Regions from separate parts of the Mus musculus genome. Here region 2 is linked to region 1. A link is a loop called in an ENCODE intact Hi-C map of the cell type or tissue named here. Cell type or tissue: heart. All regions are shown on one strand. Links, peaks and the distances in the headings refer to the core of each region. The heading gives the core; the rest is flanking DNA.

Region 1 (2,901 bases), core at 136-2,635:
TGAAGGCGGCTTCCAGTCTGCCGTGAGTTGTGCAGCACTCACAAGTTGTTTTCACTGGCGAGCTTCTTCCACATTTTACTCAGGAAGCATCTATCCCTGGTTTATCTGTCAGTCTGGGCAACACTATCAAAGCCCTATTCCCAGTTCTAGAAGCAGTAAAGTCCAGAGAGGAAAATGTGTGGATAGTTGATGAAAGCTAGAATTGAGATGTCAGTAAATATCTAGATGAGAAAGAATCATCCATCACTTCCTTATCAAGACAAGTAATTAAGGACCGCTCCCCCTGTCCTGTCCACCCAGCTTTTAAGTTTCCCTGGGTAAAGAAATGGAAGCAGAGTGCAGTGTGTCACACATTACTCAGCTAGCCTTTTATGTCACCCTCACAAGGGGTGGTTGTTTTATTTTCTCTAGGGATAAAAGTTAGGCTCAGGGATGTTGGCACACTTTGGGGCATACTGCTGGATCTGAGTATAGAGGAGACAGACCCTATGGCCCATGGTGACTTCTCCACCCAGACATACCTCCCAACACGTAAGCCTTCTAAAAAACCAAGGAACACTTCCCGGATCACACAGAAGTCCAAAGCCATCTCACCTCAAAATCCCTCCGTTCTTTTCTGGAGCCCTTTATTTCTACGATTCCCACGGAGCCATGTGACTTAGATTGCCGCTTGGCAATCTGTCTGGCTCCTTCCCGGGAGAGGGACTAGGACCCTGCCTCTTCCGTCCTCCGCGTGGAAGGACAACTTTCTTCTCCAGTTCCTTCCCTCTCCAGTTCCTTCCAGAGTTCAGGGAACGCCTACCAAGCCTGGGACTGAAACCCGCCCCTCAGCCTGTGCATCGTCACCTCGGCCATCACCTGGCCTCGGGTCTGGCTCTCCTTTCTTGGTTGGGGAAACCGAGGCTCGGCGCCACGGTAACTTTACTAGAATACACGGTCTGGGGGAGGGGACCCGTGTGTTCCTCCGTCCTTTGACCACATGCGCCCCCTTCTTCCAAGAGCTTGGCTCGCAGCGAGTCTCTAGATCGGTGCGTGGCTCGGGACGCGCGAGGAAAGTTGTCAGCCCTAGCGTGCAGAGCTCTCCTCAAGGTGCACCTCACTCTGGCCCCGCGCCCACGTCGCGTCCACCTTGCACACACCCCGCCCACGTCCGCGCCCCTCACCTCCCGCGCGCCGCCTGGCTCCGCCGCTCCCGGCCCCGTTGGGGCCGCCGCCGCTTCCGCCCGCCGGGCGCGCAGCCTGGGAGCGCCGAGCCCTCGGAGCGCGCGGCGCGGGACGGGCAGGGCGCGCACTCTCGGCGGTGCACACGCCGCTCCAACTCTCAGGCGCGCGGGGTGCGTCCGCCCGCCGCCGCCGCCCCGGCACCGGGAGGCAGAGCAAGCGCTTTGTCCGCACGCCCGCTCGGGACTCTGCCCGGAGGAGGCAGCCGCGCCGAGTCCCCGCCTCCGCCTCTGCCCCCGGGCGGGCCGGGCCGGCCGCGGTGGGGGGAGCCAGGCTGAGGGCGAGGGTGGGGGCGGGGGCGGGCGCAGGAGGAGAGAGGAGGGCAGCGGAGGCGGCGGGAGCGCCGGGTGCCGGGCCGGGGGAGCCGCGGGCTCTCGGGAAGACGCGGATGATGAACAAGCTGTACATTGGGAACCTGAGCCCCGCCGTCACCGCCGACGACCTCCGGCAGCTCTTCGGGGACAGGAAGCTGCCCCTGGCGGGACAGGTCCTACTCAAGTCCGGCTACGCCTTCGTGGACTACCCCGACCAGAACTGGGCCATCCGCGCCATCGAGACCCTCTCGGGTGAGCACTCGGCGCAGCCCACGCCGCGCCTCGCCGGCTCGGGACGGCGGCAGCGGGGAGGCCGAGCCCCATGGGCCGCGCCCGCCGCGACTCCCGAGCCCTCACGCTCACTTTCACGCACCAGCCCCGCGACTCTCGCGGCGGGCTGGCTCCGGGATGGCCGGCTGCCCTGCCCCCACCGCGGGGGCTAACACAGACCCTTGGGCCTCAGAGTCGAGGCGACCCTGTGCCCCTCCGAGGGTCCCCAGGCTCGCTGGCTCCCTAGGAGCGCCCCTGGAGTGCCCAGCTGCTCTCCAGAGCTTCCCCCGCCCCCACCTTTGCAGAGTCCCCCGTTTTTCTTTTTCTAGACCCTTCTAGTACCCCCTTTGCCAGGGACCCCCCCAAATCCAGCATCTCTCCTCCTAGCCAGACCTTCCTTCTTCCCATGCCTCGTGCCAAAGACCTCTCGCCCTCTGTCGTCTCCCAAGCCGCACTCTCCTTTTGAGACCCCCTCTTGTCTTCTGGCCCCCCACTTTCGGCATCTCCTCGACTTCACCTACTGAACCCTTCGAGGTCTTGGGGTTTTTCCCCACCTGGCCCTTGTCGGACCGCACATCTCCCTCGGTCCTTTCCCGAAGCTCAGTTCCCTCTCTCTGGTCTCGGAAGCGCTCCTATTTTTCCCTGAATTTTTTGTCCGATTTTATTGAGAAGAACTCGGGGCTGGGGGCTTTCCGCCTCCCGTCTCCCCGCCTCCTGCTCGGCCAGGAGCACCTTTTTACGAGGTACCCTGTCTCAACTCGGTGGGGGCCCGGGCTGAGAACCGGGAAAGAGGCGACCGGGGGGCCCGCGAGCGCGCTGGAGCCCGGACGGGAGTCGGAGCGCGACACTCGCCCGCGCGCGCGCTCCCAGCTCGCATCCCGCACACGCACGCGGCGGGCCACGCTCCCGGGGGCCTGGGACCCCCGGCCCCGCAAGGGAACCCCCTTCTTTGGGAAACCTGTGCGGCGGGGCAAGCTGGCGAGACCTTTGGGTCACCCCAAAGCAGGCGTCCGCAGAGCCAGGGACTCCTGTGCGTGTCCCCGGGACCGCTGTCAGGGAGGGCAGGGGGCGAGCGCCTGGGAGCCTCCGGGTCCCG
Region 2 (2,901 bases), core at 267-2,766, 77 kb before region 1:
CCAAGGCTAGAAGTTGCATAAATGTAATTCGGTCTGTGGGTTCACTTATTACCATGTCTGTTAAGAACGGTTAGAACATCTGTATAGAGCTCAGAAACGGGAAAGCCAACACATGTTGATAATACACATATCAAGATGGTGGACATAAGCCTGAGTGGGGGTGGACAAGACACAAGGAGCTCCTGGTTGTGTCTGTATTGTAGTCTGGGTGGTAATCAGGAGTTTATGTGCCGTATGCTTTTGTGTGCCTGAAATATTTAATAACACTGCTATGTCAATATCTTTCTTTACTCTTTGTAAGCTTAATGAGGTGCAGTGTAGGCACTAAAATGCAGTTAAGCCTGGATGTGTACTGAGCGAGCGGAGTGGCCCAGCACGAGAGAAGCCCTGGTTTCAATCCCCAGCACTGAAAAAAAAAATTGACTAGTTATATGGCCATCTCTACATGTTATAATTTAGAATATTTCTATCACACCATCCCCAAACCATACATCATCTAAAAGTTATTTATACACTGATATAAACTCATAACTATCCAGCTGGAAATTAGGTAACTGTACCGGTAATGCAGAACTGCGTCCCTCAAGAAAAGGAAGCAGGAAAGGTGCCCCCTAAGCCTCGGCTCGTCCAGTTTCTGGACTGTGGAGTCGGAGCCATGTGAGCACAGCTGACTCCCAGGCTTAAGAGAGACCCTGTTCAGGGTCCTTGGGCTCCCTAGAACCTCTGGAGCAGGTAACCAAAGAGAAGTGAGTTGCCAAGGATATCAGCTTGGGAGCCTCTTGTCTTTGGTAAACTACACACAGATTGAGACTCCCAACAGGCTGGTTCAAGAAAGAAGAGCTGAAGAACCACCCAGTCTCATTCAGGGCTGGTAGATATTCATTCACACTTTACTCTGCCTCTACAACCTCACTTTATGGAAAGGACTAATCTAGCACTAACCTAGTAGTTCTGAGCTGCCCAGTGTGTGCTGGGAACCAAACTTGGGGCCACTAAGAGCAGCAACCACTCTTAACTACTGAGCCATCCTCCAGCCTGTCCATTTATGTATTTATTCACTCACTTTACACACACACACCACCATAACTCCCTTCCCCCATAATTCCCCCTTCTCGGGTGGCAGCCTCCCTGGGTAAGTCTGTTTTTTTTTGTTTTTAATCTAAATAATAAAAGGAAAAAAAAAACCTATTAGAGTTTTTGATACAGAGCTCTGCTGAACCCTGGGCTGTCTAGAGCCCATGGAGCAGGTAATGGATGAAAGGTCTGCTTTATACATTCACTCAACTAGCTTAAAGGTCTCAACAATTCTATTTCCTATGTAAACATCTTTTTAAAATAATGTGTATGAGTAACTGTCGCTGTCTTCAGACACACCAGAAGAGGGCATCAGATCCCATTACAGATGGTTGTGATGTGGTTGCTGGGAATCAAACTCAGGACCTCTGGAAGAGCTGTCACTGCTTTTAACTGCTGAGCCATCTCTCCAGCTGCAAACTTACTTCTTAGCAGAACAAAATCTAGCCCACCAGATGGCTGGCAGGGTGCCGTCTACCCCAAATTACCACCAGCTACACCTGAGACCAGGGCATAAAGATCAATTGAGCCCAGGAGTTAAGCACTAGCCTGGCTCATATGTCTCTGTACCAAAGACTCTTAAATAGGCTGATTTTTTTTTTTAATTTATGTTTTATTTTATTATAATTGGATTTCAAACAAAAAGGGCTGGAGGGCTCAGTAGAAGAGTGCTTGCTGCTTTTACAGGGGTCTCACATTTGTTTCCCAGCACCCACCTTGGGCACCTCAGAAGTACCTGTAACTTTAGATATTTTGCCCTACCTCAGTACCTGCACTCACCTGTACACACACGTATACTATGCACATATATTATGCACATACATATAAAAAATAAATCTTAAGGAATAAAACAAGCAAGGTGCAGGAAAATTGTCCCAGTGGCACTTAAGAGCACTGCCTGTAGAGGACTCGTTTGATTCCCAGCATCCACATCGTGTCTCAGTCTGTAACCCTAGTTCTATAAGATAAGATGCCAAGTTCCTACCTCCTTAGATACCAGTATGTATGTCATGCATTTACCTGCATGCAGGCAAAACTCATACACACAAAATTTTAAAAATAAGAAAGAGCTAAGGTAGGTGGTGGCTGCTCAAGCCTTTAGTCCCAGCACTTGGGAGGCAGAGGCAGACAGATCTCTGTTTGAAGCTAGCCTGGTCTACAAAATTAGTTCCAGGACAGCCAGGGCCACACAGCAAAACCCCATCTCAGAAAACCAAAAAGCAAACAAACAGCAATAAAAGAAAATCCTCCACATACCACAAACACTGTAGTGCCTATACTATCTGTATGTAATTTCAAAATTACAGATAGGAGAAGGAAGTGTGATCTATAGCCAGGAAGAAAATCACTCAATAGAAACGTCAAAATGATGGTGGGGCTGGGATGTGGCTCAGCTGGTAGAGTGCTCCGAGTTTACAGAGTCCTCCATTTTGTTCCCAGCACCACACTAGCCAGCTGCTCTGAAGGTGGAGGAGGAAGGGTTCAGAAGTTCAAGGTTAGAGTCAAAGTTCAAGGTTAGTAAGATCAAAGGCCAGCCGTAAAACCGAGTGTTCTAGTCACATTTAGCTGTTGTAAGGAAAAGACAAATATTGTGAAAGGAAAAGTGGGAAAGAATAGAAAGATCAAAAATATAATAAATTGGGCTAGAGAGATGGCTCAGTGGTTAAGAGCACTGACTGAAAAAGAAATTCTAGATTCTAGCAAGCAAAAACAAAATTATGAATTAAAGATTTCACCAGATAGGTTTGATAAAATACAAACCACAAGAAAATCATCAACTGGTCGTGGTGGTACATGCCTTTAATCCCAGCACTTGGGAGGCAGAGG

What was found. Hi-C counts contacts between places; a loop is a spot of excess contacts. Peaks named below come from ENCODE experiments on the same cell type or tissue, not always from the same donor. Only the 100,000 strongest peaks of a DNase experiment are listed, where the experiment ranks them.
Region 2: it touches region 1 in a loop (2.1-fold over the local background); 2 of 42 quality-filtered maps call a loop at or near these places.

The regions. Positions count from the first base shown.
Region 1 is chr16:22,161,672-22,164,572 of GRCm38, reverse strand. Igf2bp2 (insulin-like growth factor 2 mRNA binding protein 2) reads left to right here and starts at 1,274. Exons shown (of 16, transcript NM_183029.2): 1 at 1,274-1,787. The coding sequence starts at 1,610. In heart, for the core only: no CTCF peak of the experiment used is centred there; a DNase peak (open chromatin) is centred at 1,452; H3K4me3 peaks cover 2,500 bases; H3K27ac peaks cover 2,207 bases.
Region 2 is chr16:22,238,785-22,241,685 of GRCm38, reverse strand. No RefSeq gene overlaps it. Among named protein-coding and RNA genes, the nearest start is that of Gm25810, 16 kb to the right of the region's middle. In heart, for the core only: a CTCF peak has its summit at 1,360 (motif pointing right); no DNase peak of the experiment used is centred there.